2 separate regions of the Homo sapiens genome follow, and region 1 is linked to region 2. Evidence: read pairs that join two places in POLR2A ChIA-PET (ENCODE). Cell type or tissue: Panc1. All regions are shown on one strand. Each heading gives the region's core, and the rest is flanking DNA. Links, peaks and the distances in the headings are about the cores only.

What was found. ChIA-PET counts read pairs that join two places held together with the same protein. Peaks named below come from ENCODE experiments on the same cell type or tissue, not always from the same donor. Only the 100,000 strongest peaks of a DNase experiment are listed, where the experiment ranks them.
Region 1: POLR2A ChIA-PET joins it to region 2 with 5 read pairs; 2 of 35 experiments call an interaction of 5 or more read pairs at or near these places.

What each region holds. Positions count from the first base shown.
Region 1 is chr15:64,970,649-64,978,935 of GRCh38, forward strand. It overlaps SPG21 (SPG21 abhydrolase domain containing, maspardin), which reads right to left. Exons shown (of 9, transcript NM_016630.7): 4 at 5,827-5,907; 5 at 3,954-4,099. Among named protein-coding and RNA genes, the nearest start is that of SPG21, 15 kb to the right of the region's middle. In Panc1, for the core only: no CTCF peak of the experiment used is centred there; no DNase peak of the experiment used is centred there.
Region 2 is chr15:65,062,855-65,071,182 of GRCh38, forward strand. It overlaps RASL12 (RAS like family 12), which reads right to left and starts at 5,137. Exons shown (of 5, transcript NM_016563.4): 1 at 4,879-5,137; 2 at 2,363-2,419. The coding sequence starts at 4,981. In Panc1, for the core only: no CTCF peak of the experiment used is centred there; no DNase peak of the experiment used is centred there; H3K4me3 peaks cover 792 bases; H3K27me3 peaks cover 614 bases.

The sequences.
Region 1 (8,287 bases), core at 288-8,287, 92 kb before region 2:
GCTATTGCACCTCCCCAAATTTGCTACTATTAGATTCAACTTGGCTAATTCAAGGCAAATTGATATTTATAGATTTATTTTTTAAATTTATTATTGTTATTATTTTTTGAGACAGAGTCTCAGTCAGTTACCCATGCTGGAAGTACAGTGGCATGATCTCGGCTGGGTGCAACCTCTGCCTCCCGGGCTCAAGCAATTCTCATGCCTCAGCCTTTCGAGTAGCTGCGACTACAGGCACATGCCACCACGCCCGGCTAACTTCTGTATTTTTAGTAAAGATGAGCTTTTGCAATGTTGGCCAGACTGGTGGTGAACTCCTGGCCTCAAGTGATCCACCCACCTCAGCCTCCCACAGTGCTGGGATCACAGGCGTGAGCCACTCCTGGCCTCTTTTTATTTTTTAATTAAAAAATTTAAAAAAAAACTTTTAGAGACAGGGTCTCACTCTGTTGCCCAGGCTGAAGTGCAGTATTGTGATCATAGCTCACTGTAGCCTCAAACTCCTATCAAGTGATCCTTCTACCTTGGCCTCCCGAGTAGCTGGGACTACGGGCTCGTACCACCAGGCCTGACTAATTTTTTAAAAATTTACTGAGCTGGGGGAGCCGGGGCCAGGCACGGTGGCTCATGCCTGTAATCCCAGCACTTTGGGAGGCCAAGGTGGGCAGATCACGAGGTCAGGAGATTGAGACCATCCTGGCTAACACGGTGAAACCCCGTCTCCACTAAAAATACTAAAAATTAGCCGGGCTTGGTGGCGGGCGCCTGTAGTCCCAGCTACTCGGGAGGCTGAGGCAGGAGAATGGCGTGAACCCAGGAGATGGAGCTTGCAGTGAGCCAAGATCGTGCCATGGCACTCCAGCCTGGGCGACAGAGCCAGACTCCGTCTCCAAAAAAAAAAATTTACTGAGCCAGGCGCAATGGCTCATGCCTGTAATCCAGAACTTTGGGAGGCCAAGGTGGGTGATCACAAGGTCAGGAGTTCAAGACCAGCCTGGCCAAGATGGTGAAACCCCGTCTCTACTAAAAATACAAAAATTAGCCAGGGGCGGTGGCCAGCGCCTGTAATCCCAGCTACTTGGGAGGCTGAGGCAGGAGAATCACTTGAACCTGGGGGGCAGAGGCTGCAGTGAGAACGTGCCACTGCACTCCAGCCTGGGCAACAGAGCGAGACTCCCATCTCAAAAAAGAAAATTTTTTTTCTGTAGAGACAGGATCTTGCTCTGTTGCCCAGGCTGGTCTAGAACTCCTGGACTCAAGCAATGCTCTTACCTCTGCCTCCCAAAGTGCTGGGATTACAGGTGTGAGCCACTGTGACTGGTCAGATCTTTACGGATTTCTATATATGATCTTTAGTTTATATTTATTCCATTAATTTCAACTGTTAAGAGCCATCATGGAGGGCAAACACTAATTTCTGTAAACCTATGACGAAAATTACTTAGATGAGGTGCAAACTACCTTCTGATGCTTATTACCACTGGGACAGCCTTGCTGGAAGTTGAGCTTCCCTCAAAAGGACCACTAGGTCACCTTCCAGTTAACTTTCTAAGTTCTCTCCCAGCCCCATCACTTTCTTATCTTTTGAAGGTGATGAGGTCTAAGTACGCTCTGTAAGGGGTGGACCCTGTTGACTTTGCTCACTCCTGGATCCTCAGTGTGTGGCACACAGTAAGCACTCAGATATTTGACAATAAGCAGCTGATGTGCCAGAGCACAAACTGAATGGGGGCTGTCTTGGCATTCTAACAATTAGAACAGCAATAAAAATCACCAAAAATAATGAGCATTATTTAGTGCATTATCTGGACGGGAAGGATTTGTAAAGTAGCTAATGTATACAAGAAATTGTTGCATGAATGCTGAGTAATTACTAAGATAACATCAGAAAAACTAAAAAATAGCTGGGCACAGTGGCTCATGCCTGTAATCCCAGCACTTTGGGAGGCTGAGGCGGGCGGATCACGAGGTCAGGAGATCGAGACCATACTGGTGAACACGGTGAAACCCCGTCTCTACTAAAAACATAAAAAATTAGCCAGGCATGGTGGCGGGCGCCTGTAGTCCCAGCTATTCGGGAGGCTGAGGCAGGAGAATGGCGTGAACCTGGGAGGCAGAGCTTGCAGTGAGCTGAGATCGTGCCACTGCACTCCAGCCTGGGCGACAGAGCGAGACTCCATCTCAAAAACAAACAAACAAAAAAACAAACAACAACAAAAAAAACTAAAAAATATCAGAGTGCAATTTTAAGTAGATGTGAAAACGATATTTCCCTATACATTATTTGAAAACACTGATCATACAGATGTGTTTACTCACTGGGCTTTTTTTTTGAAGTAGGGTCTTGCTCTGTCACCCAGCCTGGAGTACAGAGGCACAGTTGTGGCTCACTGCAGCCTTGAACTCTTGGGCTCAAGCGATCCTCCTGCCTCAGCCTCCTGAGTAGCTAGGACTGCAGGTGCATACCATGATACCTGGCTAATTTATTATTATTGTTATTTGTAGAGATGGGGTCTCACTATGTTGCTCAGGCTGGTTTCAAACTCTTGGCCTGAAGTGATCCTCCTGTCTTGGCCTCCCAAAGTGTTGGGAGTACGGCATGAGCCATCACACCTGGCCACTGGGCTTTATTTTAAGGCTAGAGCCTCGCCTTGCCAGCAATGAAAGAAGTGCACAGTAAGCCAGCTGTATGGCATCATAGATACCTACCAATTACTTAAAATGATAAAATCAATGAAAGGATGGCTCCTAGGAAACAAGTACCCCACTGGCTGCACCCAAAGCATTTCCACCATTTTGTTTTTGGTTTGTTTTTTTTTTGAGATGGAGTTTCGCTCCTGTTGCCTAGGCTGGAGTGCAATGGCGTGATCTCGGCTCACCACAACCTCCGCATCCTGGGTTCAAGTGATTCTCCTGCCTCAGCCTCCTGAGTAGCTGGGATTATAGGCATGTGCCACCTTGCCCAGCTAATTTTGTATTTTTAGTAGACAGGGTTTCTCCACGTTGGTCAGGCTGGTCTCGAACTCCCGACCTCAGGTGATCCGGCCGCCTCGGCCTCCCAAAGTGCTGGGATTACAGGTGTGAGCCACCGCACCCAGCCTCATTTCCACCATTTCTATCTTTTGGAAGAACAGACTAATATCAAGGGTCATGATGTGCAGAACATCTGTTGACAGACCAAATGCTCTATTCTTTCCATTTGGAGAACATATCTCAAGGAAATAAATTGGAAAGGGAAAAAACCCAGTAATTTGTACAAAGATTTACTGTAGAATGTGATGAAGAATTGGGAAAAGCCAAATGCCTAATAAAACTATGTCAGTCAATACACGGAACTGTTTACACATAATAATAAGTGGGATAAACAGAACATGGTATTAGTTACATAGAAATACTGAATAAAAACAGCAAAAGTATATTAATGAATATTAAACAAAATTTAAAAATTTAAGGTAATAAAAAAAGCTGAATTTAGAGTTCATTCAATTCTTTCCTTTTGCAAAGGTAATTGTTTCTAATTTTAAAAGCCAAGAAAGAGCCGGGCACAGTGGCTCATGCCTGTAATCCCAGAACTTTGGGAGGCCAAGGTGGGCAGATGGCTTGAGCCCGGGAGTTAGAGACCAGCATGGGACAACATGGCAAAACCTCATCTGTACAAAAATATACAGAAATTAACCAGGTGTGGTGCCATGCATGCCTGCCTGTAGTTCCAGCTACTTGGGAGGCTGAGGTAGGAGGATCGCTTGAGCCTGGGAAATAAAGGCTGCAGTAAGCTGTGATTGCACCACTGCACTTCAGCCTGGGTGACAGAGCAAGACTCTGTCTCAAAAAAAAAGCCAAGGAAGTTGCAGAATATAGAAGTAGATATAAGTCTTCCCTTCCTAATGTACCAAACACTCAAAAGCCAACATTTTCAAAATTTCACTGAACAAAAAAAGTAATTTTGTTCTTACCTGTTTGCAGTCCAAGTTTGGTTGAAGATAGAGGTGTCACTGAAGGAATTGCAGAGGATTAGGGAATGGACTCTAGGAGATTTGTGAGTGTATTCAGCAAATTTCTGGGCCAAAAAGCCTCCCAAAGAAGCGCCAAAAAGATGAACCTAATTATAAACAAATATAAGGCAGATTCTGAAATACTGATCAATCTTGAACCTGAGTATTAAAAAGTTGCTTCAATTATCACTAACCACAGAATATGTTATCACTAGCCAATAGACTAAAATATTTACAGCAGCTAGAAATTTAGAAAATATTGTATTTAAATGCAATTTATACAGTCCATCAAGATAATACAACTTGGCATCCAAGTTATATAATTAAAAAAAATATCATTCACAGATTGCATTAGAAAACAAAACCAGTCCAGGCACGGTGGCTCACACCTGTAATCCCAGCACTTTGGGAGGCCGAGGCAGGCAGATCACGAGGTCAGGAGTTCGAGACCAGCCTAGCCAGCATGGTGAAACCGTCTCTACTAAAAATACAAAAAAACTAGCCAGGCATGGTGGTGCGTGCCTGTAGTCCCAGCTACTCGGGAGGCTGAGGCAGCAGAATCGCTTGAACCTGGCAGGCGGAGGTTGCAGTGAGCCAAGATCGCACCACTGCACTCCAGCCTGGGCAACAGAGCGAGACTCCGTCTTAAAAAAAAAAAAAAAAAGAAAAGAAAAAAAGAAACCAACAAAACCAAGCTAGGGAAATATGGAAAAGGCCTGTATACTAAAAATACAAAAATTAGCCAGGCATGGTGGTACGTGCCTAGAGTCCTAGCTACTTGGGAGGTTGAGGTGGGAGGATCGCTTGAGCCCAAAAGGTTGAGGCTGCAGTGAGCCATGATTGCACCACCGCACTCCAGCCTGGGCAACAAAGTGAAAGCCTGTCTCAAAAAAAAAAAAAAAGAAAAAACTCAAAACCACTTAGTGGTTTATGTCTAAGAAAACTGTGATTCAGTAATTCCACCCCTAAACACATACCTAAGAGAACTGAAAACATATGTCAACACAAAAACTTGTACATGAATGTTCATGGCAGCATTATTCATGATATCCAAAGGGTAAAAACAACCCAAATGTGCATCAGCTGATGAATCGTTAAACAAGATATGGCATATTTATAAAAATATGATTTAACTGTAAAGAGAAACGAAGTATTGATTCCGGCTTCAACATGAATGAACCTTAAACTCACAATGCTAAATAAAAAAAGCCAGTCAAAAAGACCACATATGATACGATTCCACTTATGTAAAATATCTAGAATAGGCAAATCCATAGAGATAAAAATAAATTAGGTTGCAGGGCTAGTAGGGGGGAAGATGAGGACCGACTGCTAATGAATATGAGGTTTTTGGCATTAAAAAAATTATAAAACATTGACTGCAGTGATGGTTGCACATACCTGGGAGTATACTGAAAAACATGGAACTGTATACTTAAAAGGGTAAATTATATGGTATATGAATTATGTTGCAATAAAGCTATTATTAAAAAATAAAAGAGGGCTCGGCACGGTGGCTCACGCCTGTAATCCCAGCACTTAGGGAGGCTGAGGCGGGCGGATCACTTGAGGTCAGGAGTTTGAGAGCAGCCTGGCCAACCTGGCGAAACCCCATCTTTACTAAAAATACAAAAACTAGCCGGGCATGGTGGCACACGCCTGTAATCCCAGCTATTTTGGAGACTGAGGCAGGAGAATCACTTGAATCCGGGAGGTGGAGGTTGCGGTGAGCCGAGATCGCGCCACTGCACTCCAGCCTGGGTGACAGAGTGAGACTTCATCTCAAAAAATAAAAAAAAAATTGTATGTATGTAATTAGTTTCAGGGTACTCACTTTATCCAATTGTAAATGGTCTAAAAGTTTTCTGAATCCATCACAGAACTCGAGATGGTCCCAATAAACTGGATACTGCAACTGAAATAATAACGATAATTTTATTTTTAAAAATCATAAAAGTAAAAATGCAACTCACGTATTTGAAAAACTTAGGACTCAAACACTGACATTTCTCGTTTGCTCAAGCGCTGCTCCTTATTCAAAATATGTAAAAATAAGCTCTCACTTTTTACTAAACTTCATATTTCACATTTTTCTAACAGACCAAATTAAAAGAGTATAAAAAGTAAGCACACTCTAATGATATTACGTGAGTAACAATTTCAATTCCCATCAATTTCCTTTCTAAATAGCTGAAAAAGTCTGGGGTTCAAGGATGAATACAGCAGAACCCATTCCAGTAAAGAAATACCGTTTTCTCTTAAATCTAATTTCATTCAGAATTATGGCTCAGGAGAGATGGAAACAAAATTTGTTCTAAGGAGAGCTTCCTCTCTTTTTGGTAGCATTTCTTTAAGAGGGTATTCAGTAAAATTGTTCCTCTTCTTTTAAATGACTTAGTTACTCTATTTCATTTATTGTACTTTGGGGTGTCTGTTTGTTTCTTGAGACAGAGTCTCCTCTGTTGCCCAGGCTGGAGTGCAGCGGCGCGATCTCGACTCATGCCACCTCCGCCTCCCGGGTTTGAACGATTCTCCTACCTCAGCCTCCTGAGTAGCTGAGATTACAGATGTCCACCACCACACCCAGCTGATTTTTGTATTTTTAGTACAGACACAGTTTTGCCATGTTGGCCAGGCTAGTCTCGAACTCCTGACCTCAAGTGATCTAACTGCCTTGGCCTCCCAAAGTGTTGGAATTTTAGGCGTGAGTCACTCCACCCAGCTTGTTTGTTTTTGTGATAGGGTCTCACTCTCTCTCACCCAGGCTGGAGTGCATTGGCACGATTGTAGCTCACTGCAGCCACAACCTCTTGGGTGCAAGCGATTCTCCCACCTCAGCCCCCCGGTAGCTGGAATCACAGGCATGCACCACCATGCCTGGCTAATTTTTATATGTATACTTTTTTGTAGAAATGGGGTTTTGCCACGTTGCCCAGGCTGGTCTTGAACTCCTGGGCTCAAGCGATTTGCCTGCCTCAAGCAATATAACTGCCTTAACTTCCCAAAGTGCTGGGATTACGGGTGTGAGCCACCATGCCAGGCTACTGTACTTCTGTTTGTGACAAAAGAAGTATGGTACTTGACTATACGTAGCCTATCTATTAATGCTGGCAATGATGAGGAAAAAGAAGTACAAGTCACAAACTCATTTCTAAGGGACTCAGGTTTGTCCCCTAAGAATTCCTTTTTTTTGTTTGTTTGAACTGGGGTCTCGCTCTGTCGCCCAGGCTGGAGTGCAGTGGCGCGATCTCGGCTCACTGCAACCTCCACCTCCCAGGTTCAAGCGATTCTCCTGCCTCAGTCTCCTGAGTAGCTGGGACTACAGGCATGTGCCACCACACCCGACTAATTTTTTGTTGTTGTTGTATTTTTAGTAGAGACGGGGTTTCACCATGTTAGCCAGGATGGTCTCGATCTCCTGATCTTGTGATCCGCCTGCCTCGGCCTCCCAAAGTGCTGGGATTACAGGCGTGAGCCACCGCGCCTGGCCAAGAATTCCTTTTTTATATACATATAAAACCAACTGGCTGGGCGTGGTGGCTCACGCTTGCAATCCCAGCGCTTTGGGAGGCCGAGGCGGGTGAATCACTTGAGGTCAGGAGTTCGAGACCAGCCTGGACAACATGGTGAAACCCCATCTCTACTAAAAAATACAAAAATTAGCCAGGCATGGTGACAGGCACCTGTAATCCCAGCTACTGGGGAAGCTGAGGCATGAGAATTGCTTGAGCCTGAGAGGTGGAGGTTGCATGAGCCGAGATCATACTACTGCACTCTAGCCTGAGTGACAGAGTGAGACTCCATCTCCAAAAAACAAAAACAAAAACAAAAAAACTCCCCCAAAAACCTCGTCTAACAGGCTTACTGTTTAAGCACTTAGGTTCATTTTGTTATTGATGAATCACTGGAATGGATACTGCCATATGAATTATGGAATCATTTTAGATTTGATGTATGACTTTCATTATTAAAATTCTATTTGTGGATAAGACTTCCACCATTCCAAGAAAGAATGGGGAACTGATTCTACCTAGCAGAAAGTTTGAGAATTTGAGTCAGATGATAGCCTAAAAGAAAGGGGATGATACTTTCATGGAGTCTTTAATTTATAAATATCCATGCCCACACAGGTGACAAAATTATATGCAACTTAATACATACAAACAAATGAGTTCAAGCAGAACTGGGGAAGCCTGAATGAGATTGGTAGATTGTAGTAATATCAATATCCTGGTTGTGATTTTGTACTACAGTTTTGCAAAGGTTCGGCAGAAACTGGGGAAATGTGTAAAAGG
Region 2 (8,328 bases), core at 286-8,285:
GAATGTTTAGGCCCCTCCTAGCAGAACCTTCGAGGAGTGGCACTGGCCTCCCAGAGAGTCTGAGGGGAGAATGTCTGGTTGGCTCTCTGACTCGTGGGCTGTCAGTGTAGTGTGAGAGACCACAGACCAAGGGGACTGACCATTGTGGGGCTGCCCACTTCCCAGACAGTCTGCCCACGCATTCCACTACCAGGTCAGAACTCCAAAATTATTCAATCAGGAGGCTCAAACCACCACCCTAATAGGCTCATCCGGTGGCACCCTGTGACAGTATCGATTGGAAGGCAGGGAGGAAGACAGACTGGAGGTGAGATGCCAGGAAAAATACAAGATGCCCAGTTAAATCTGAATCTCAAAAAAAAAAAAGGAATAATTTTTGGTATAAGCATGACCCATGCAATATTTGAATTAGGCCGAATATGTCTTTTGAGTCCCTGCCCTTGGGAATTCCCCTTGTCCTTTCCCAGACACTGTGTCTGCTTGTGTGCCTTTCCTTCCTGTCCTCCCACCTCACCTCTGTCCTCAGTTTCTCCACCCCATCTCTATTCCATGCTCTGGCCTCTTCCAACACCTCGCCGGCCAGTGCACCATTGCATCCTGTGTCCTCCTCTCTCTGGAGCTGACCTCTGCTAATCAAAGGGCCTCCTCTGGGTGACCTTGGCCCAGAGTCTTCAGCTCCTTGGGCCTGTTTCCTCCACTGTAGCACTGAAGGGCTGTGCCAAGGCACCGGGGGTCAAGCAGAGCTTCGAGGAACAAATCTCTTAGGGACTGTCACCATGTCACCTGCCCTGCATCCCTGACTTACCCATGGGAACCCCTTTGCTCTCTCTGTTTGACACCCTGGGGTTCTGTTTAAAATCTGGAAGAAGGGATTCTGCTACCTAAGGAAAAGCTTTTTTAAACAAGGGGACTAAATAGCCCTGATGTCTCTGCCTGCTGCAACACTGGTGCTGGACTCCAGCCTGAACTAAGGGGCTGGGCACCACTAGGGTAAGGAGCTCTCCCCTCCAGGTGCGGCAGGAGCGCTGGATCAGGGGCCTGCTGCAGGGAGCGCAGGGGGTTTCCACTGTGTCACAAAGCCTTGGGCTTCTTTGGAGGGCTCTCAGGGGTCCCATGAATGCTTTAATTGATTTTTATGAATGGGGAAAATAATCCAAGACTGCAACACCCATTTTCTAAAGGCTAAGATCATCCAGACACCTTATGGCTCTCAGTGAACAGTTTACAATAGACAAATGTTATACATGTGAGCTTTAAGCAACATTTATACTAATAAAATCCTGCTTTGATTTGTTTTAGAAGGGAATCTAAGCTATTGTGTATGGGAATCCATTTGAGGAGGAAGGAAAAGCAAAAATGCATTGAGTGCCTACTGTGGGTCAAGTACTAGGCTGGATCTTTTACATGTGCTATTTCTTTAATCCTCACAGCAATTCTCTAACTATTTTTTAATGCCCATTTTACAGATGAGGAAACAGTAGCTCAGAGAGGTTAGCTGACTGGCTCAAGGTTGCCAATAAGGAGCAGAGCCAGGTAGGATTCAAACCCAGCTCTGACTGACACCGAAACGTTCCTTTTTCCAATATACCATGATGCAGCGATGAAAACAACAGTTGTTTTCTCATACGGTTAAAAAACTGGTTCAGAAGCCAGCACCACTAGAGAATTTCTCGAATGTCCTGCCCAGGTTTTCTGGAAGAGAACACTGAGTGACCATCTTGAAGAATAATACCTATTTGTTTTTGAGTTTTTTTTTTTTTTAGACAGAGTTTCCCTCTGTCGCCCAGGCTGGAGTGCAGTGGCACGACCTTGGCTCACTGCAATCTCCGCCTCCCGGGTTCAAGCAGTTCTCCTGCCTCAGCCTCCCTAGAAGCTGGGATTACAGGCACACACCACTATGCCCAGCTAATTTTTGTATTTTTAGAGACGGAGTTTCACCATGTTGGCCAGGCTGGTCATTAACTCCTGACCTCAGGTGATCCACCCACCTCAGCCTCCCAAAGTGCTGAGATTACAGGCATTAGCCACCGCACCCGGCCCAAGAATAATACCTGTTTGGATGTGGATGTCTTGCTATGTTTATTTTTATTTTTTAAAGTTTTTTCACACCTCATATTTTAGGGTAAATCAGCCTCTCTTAGTTCTGTGAATTAGGCCAACCCCCCAGTTGTCTGGGGTGGGCTGTGGAAGGGGTATTTCTGACACTTAAAACATTTTCCCCCATGGGCTGGGTCATCCTGGCGGCTTCTCCCTTCTGTCCCCAGACATGCAGTCCTGGTCAGTGCCCACCCACGGGGTGGGTCCCAGGAGAGCACTCCAGATGGGGCACAGGCAGCAGAAGGTACGGGGAGTAGTTTCTTACCCAAGTTGGGGTCATATTCACTGATAAACCTCTTGGTCAGAAACTTCACGGTCAGGGCTGCAAGAAGCAGAAAGAGGTTGGCTCCATCTCCGCGGCCATGTCTAGCTGCTGGCCCCTCGTTTAAGGGAGGCCTTATCTAACCTCTGTGATCCCCGGCTGACACCAAGCTCAGCTCTCCCAGAGAATGAAGCTAGGGAACTGAGGAATTGGTTTGAAAGGCTCAGAAGGAAACCAGAACTACGGGGAGCCAAGTGCCTCTAATTGCACCGTGGGAATTTTTTTTAATGGCAAGGAAAGCAATGAGTGGCAAGCCTAAGGGGTGTTTGGAAGGTATGAACTCAGGGGTCAGGACCCATGCAACCATTACCCTAGAGTCAGCCTGGTGAAACCTCAACTGAAGGGAGGTGTCGCCCACCCCGGACAAGTCACAGAGATTCTGAAGTGTGGGGCTATTTACTCCAGGCTTTAGCTACAAGCCAAAAACACAGGAAGAGCAGAGTTGATTGCAGTGGTTGATCTTTGGGAAGGGTATAAATCCCCAAGTGCCTGGGCTTTCCAGGTAAGGTCCAGGTGAGGTCTGTGTCCCGAAGAAACACACTCTGGTCCTGGTCTCCCACATCGCAAGTCTTGGCTTTCTCTGGGGCCTCTACACTCATCATGGATATCTCAGCAGAATGTAAAACTCAAGAATTAAGCTCTCTTTGGTTCAGAGTGTAGCCATATAAAGCAAAGACCAGCCAACTACTATACTGGACCCTCAAAAAGTAATGTTCGCTACTGCTTGTTTGGAAAGAAAGAAAAGAAAAGAGAAGAGAAGAGAAGAGTAGAGAAGAGAAGAGAAGAGAAGAGTAGAGAAGAGAGAGAATAAAAGAAAGAGAAGGAAAGAGAAAGAAAGAAGAAAGAGAGAGAAAGAAGAAAGAAAAAAAAGAAAGAAGAAGAGAGGGATGAAGGGAAGGAGGGAGGGAGGGAAAAGAGAAAGAGAAAAAGGAAGGAAGAAAAGAGAAAGAAACAAAGACAGAAAGATAGAAAGAAAGAAAGAAAAAGAAAAAAGAAAGAAAGAAAAGTAATGGGATGCCTGTAATTCCAGTGCTTTGGGATTGAGACCAGCCTGGGCAATGCAGTGACACTGTTATCTCTAAAAAAATTGAAAAATTAACCAGGCATGGTGGTATGCCTGTAGTCCTAGCTACTCAGGAGGCTGAGAGGGAAGATCACTTGAGCTCAGGAGTTTGAGGCTATAGTGAGTCATGATCGCGCCATTGTACTCCAGCCTGAGTGACAGAGACACTGTCTTAAAAAAAAAAAAGTGACATTGTGAATAAAATCCTTAAAATTCTTTCCTAGGATTCCTAACGGTGTCAGTTTGCAAACTAATACCCAGGGAATACATATTTTAAAATTTAAATTCTTTCTTTTATGTAGTCACTGGCTAAACGGTACCGGTTACAGAGCTACGGATAACAATCTGATTTTCAAAGGGCAAATCTTTCAAAGGAAGAGGGTAATCCCTTCTGTAGGAAAACCAGATTCAGAGTCCCCTCTCTGGGGGTGGGGCTGGCTTCAAAATCAGAGAGTAGGCCCCCAGTGAGTCTTACAGAACACTCTGGGGAGGAAACCCACAGCCAGCTGAGCTTGGGTTGGCCATCACTAACGGCTAAAACTGGAAAAACAGCCAGTGGAGGACCCCTTCTGCCCTCCCTCCTTCAGCCAGCCAGGAGTGGCATAGTTCAGTGTTGACACAAATTATCTCAATGGAAGCCCAAGATCTTGGCTCATCAAGGACAATCCCATGCACCTGGAACCATAACCCAATGTGTTTCCAGAAAGTTGAGAGGGGTCTGGCTTGAAACGAACACATTTGATAAGAATGCACAACTTGTCCCAGAATCCCAGGGAATGGGGGTGGGAGTGGGGGAGTGGACCTTCCCTGAGAAATCTCAACAGCTAGTGACTTCACCAGCTCCCTTCTACGGGGAGGGGGTGTGGAGGGGGAGGGGTTGGACGGGAAGTCTTCCCCCAAGCCTAATCAGGGAGTAGCAAGGCTGCGACTAAGCTCAAAGAGGCGCCTTGGGTAGGGGGATCAGTGCCCAACAGGTCCCTTTGAAGCCAGTCGCCAGGACTGACTGCTGGCCCCAGGGTAGGTCATAGGGGTGGGGGTTGGAAGGTTGGTGGCAGGGGAGACCGACCAGTAAAGGACTCCGAGACACACAAGAGAGAGGGGAGAGACAGCAGGGGTCACTGATACGGAGGACAGAGACAGTGGGAAGACACAAAGGGAAGAGGCAGGCAGGGAACAGAAGACAGAGATGGTGGAGCTGAGCACAAAGCCGAGAGAAGAGAAAGCCCGGCAACAGGGAAACTGAGGCAAAGAAAATCACGGTGTCTTGTGCGACCCTCCTGGGTGAAGGAAGCTCCCCAAGCCAGTGGAAGAACCTGCCCCCAAGAGCACAGCCCACTGTCCCCCCACCCACGCCCAGCTCCGCACTTGGCGGCTCAGGCTCCCCGGCGCCACTCACCAGACTTGCCAGCCCCGCGGCGCCCCAGGATGGCCAGGTTGACCTCGAGGGGCGCGCTCTGAGGCCCGCTGCCCGCGCGGGGTTTTCCAAACACCGAGGACATGGCGACGCCCTGGACGGCCACGCAGGTCTGCGGCCGGTGGGCCCCGCGCAGTGCGCCCGCCCGTCGGGGCCCAGGGGAGCGGGATGCAGGCTTCCCTGGAGCGCGCGGCCCCGGACCCGTCGGCGTCCGCGCCCTCGGCCCCGCGTCCAGCGGGCTGCCACCCCGCGGGGAGGAGGGGCCGGTGGAGCCTGGCGGGCGGGGCCACCCCAAGCGCCACCAAATTCCTTGTAAGGGCTGCGGAGCCCCCCGCGGGGCGCGCTCAGCCGGCTCCTGGAGCAGGGAGGGAGCTCCTGCCGGCCGCGCCCCCACCGCCGGGCTGGGCCTCGAGGACCCTGCCGTCACCCTCCCGAGCGCCCCCAAACCCGGCCGGGAAGGAGCAGAGAAGGAGCCCCAGGGCTAGGGGGAGAGAGGGGAAGGATGTTTGCACTCTTCCCTGAACCTCCCACTCAATCTCTTTTCACCAGCAAGAAAATCCACCCCTCCCTTTGTTCTACCAAGCCAGCCCCGCCTCCTCCTCCAGGAAGCTTCCTGGGTTCAATTCCAAGCCTTGCCCTTTCTTTAGCTCAGCCTTGGCACTCTATATCCCCAATCACATTATTCTGCCCTTTGCTGTGGAGACTCTAGAGGCCTCACTGCAGAACCCATTCGGAACCCAGGCTTCTGGGAGAGGGGGCGGGGCGGAGAGAACCCCTCACTAAGATTTCAGGGCCAATATGGGTTCAGCTTCAAGAAACCTAATCCATTCTGAATTACTGTCTCTCCCTAATGGGAGCTAATGAGTTGCATGTGTTTGTGGCCTGTTGTGTAAATGGGGTGTTTGTTCTAAAACCTGGCACTGCCTCTTGCCTACAGCAATTCTGGGATTGGTGGTGAGCCTGGCAGGGGTCCCCTGGTCATTCCCCTTGGGACTCAGGGTAAATCTGGTCATACCAAAGACAGGGCAAAGGGCCCACACCACGAACCTGGACACTTAGGATCTAGTGCTAGCTCCTGCCCTAGAGTAATCTTGGGCAAGTCACCTTGCTTCTTTGGGCTTCGGTGTCCCCATATATAAATACTGAAGGAAGGGGAAAATGAAGCAAAATAGAGAGTGACAGAATCAGCCCTGGGCTCCAGGCCTGCGTACATTCTAGAACCCTGTGAGGCATCTCTTCTGGAGTACGCTCCAGGTTAGAGCAGGGAAAGGCATGGGAGCCTCAGAGACCTCTCACGGCAGCCCTTCTCCTTCCCCTTCCCGCAGATGGTTAACTCATCTACCCACCCACCCACAGAGGAACCATGGAAAACCAGGTGTGCAGGCAGGGCCCAGGGTCAGAGCTGGATGGTAATAACGACTCTTCAAAGAAGAACAATTATTTTCCTGGCCAGGACATGAATATTGACTCAGCCTAGTTGTGTTTTGGGGAAATCATGGTAAACCAGCTGTGTTATTAAGGTAGTGGGTGGAATTTGTTTAGATTACACTCTCAGGCCAGAATTAGTCACACAGCTAATGGCCAAGGGTTTTCCTTTGAGTTGTAGGAGTTGAGAAAGTGGGAGCCAAGTTCCAGTCACATCCCTGGGCTGGCCCCATTCTGTGAAGACAGACTGGTTCCAGATGGGGCCTTTGGGGATAGAACCAATCTCAATGGACAACTGCTGGAGGCAGGGCTAACTGTGGGCCTGCACGGGCCCAACTGCATGTAAACTTAAGCTCTGCTACTTCTCAGCTTGTGTGATGCTGGGATGTTACTTGACCTCTATGTGGTCTGTTTCCTCATCTTTAAAACTTGACCAACCAGGAGATGGGAGCTGCAAGATTCTAGCTCAGTCTGAGGGTGAACTCTGTAACCATCTGACTGTCCATAGTTAGAAGGGACTGTCTTTGGTGGAACTCAACCCCTCTCCCCTGACACTGGCAGCAACCAAGGGAGTGACCACGTCAAGGAAGTGTTAGAGAAGAGACGCCTTCATGACTCGAATGTTGCAGTAAGATGACCCTTAATTCTCTTCCAGTTCAGAGATTATTTGAGCTGGTGGCCACCTGGTTACTGGGGCCCTCAACTGTGACAGCTCATTGCTCAAAGTCTGCCCCTTCTCTGAGGCTTGGGAGGAAAACAGTGCCCACCTCATGGCTGCGACCTATCCTTTTCTCCATCCCCAGTTTCCTCACCCAGGGGCTGCTACTGTCAGACCCTGGAATAAACTACTTTGCCCTTCTGGGTCTCTGTTCCTCATCTTCAAAATAGGGACAAACCTGGGCAACATGGTGAAACCCTGTCTCTACAGACGCATATAAAAAAATTAGCTGGGTATGTTGGCATGCAACTATAGTCCCAGCTACATGGGAGGCCAAGGTGGGAAGATAGCTTCAGCCCAGGAGATGGAGGCTGCAATAAGCTGTATTTGTGCCACTGCACTCCTGCCTGGGTGACAGAGTGAGACCTTGTCTCAAAATAAAATAAAACAGGGACAATATCAATAAGTATATTAGATAACATGTGTCCTATCCAGAGCTTGGCCCATGGCCCAAGGAAGTGGAGGTTAGTTCTGTCTACTCCTCTGGATATAAATAGCACACATTTCTCATCCACCTACAAAGAAGTCATAACCGTTTAGTGACCAGAAGTTTGTACACTTCAGATCAAGAGAGAGGTTATTCTGCTAGGGCAGGTAACCCAACTCTCCTTACCCTCTACCCCCAACCCTCATCAAGGGTCTCATAGGAGGCCCCCAGGCACTCAAAATCTAGAGGATGTGGCACCAGGCCCAGCAGTGGGCATGCAGCAGGTGCTCAATAGATACCTCTGGAGTGAACGACTGGAGCAAATATAGGTCTAGACACGTAGGGCCTGTGAGGTTTTCCTGACGGCAGGACCTACCCTTGCCACCCAACCCCCAGGAGCCCTTTCATATAAAGCTAAGCTTTTGGTACCCTTTCGCGATGTGGTTGCCTCTTCTGGAGGCACAACATGACAACCACTTCTGTGGTTGTCGAATGATAAATTCACATGTCAAAGGGGAACAGAACCTTAGAAGGCAGATTCAAATTCCACTTTACAGATGAAGCACTGTAGCCTGAAGAGTTTGGGTAGCTTTTGTAAGTCAGTGGTGGCACCAGCATCAGAGCCCAGGCAGGAGTCCTGACTCCCAGTCCAGTGCTCTTCCTCCTCTAGGTCCAGGCAGTACAAGCCACTCACTACCCTATGTGCAGAAACATCTATGTGCATAAGTGGCAAGGGCCAGGGCGTTCCCATCAGACTTCAGAGAGTGGGGGTGTCTCCCAGGGGCAAGGGTTATATCTTCTCTATCAGACTGGAGACTCCCACAGGTTAGCGCCCCAGAGAGTCTACTTAACAGACGCCTAC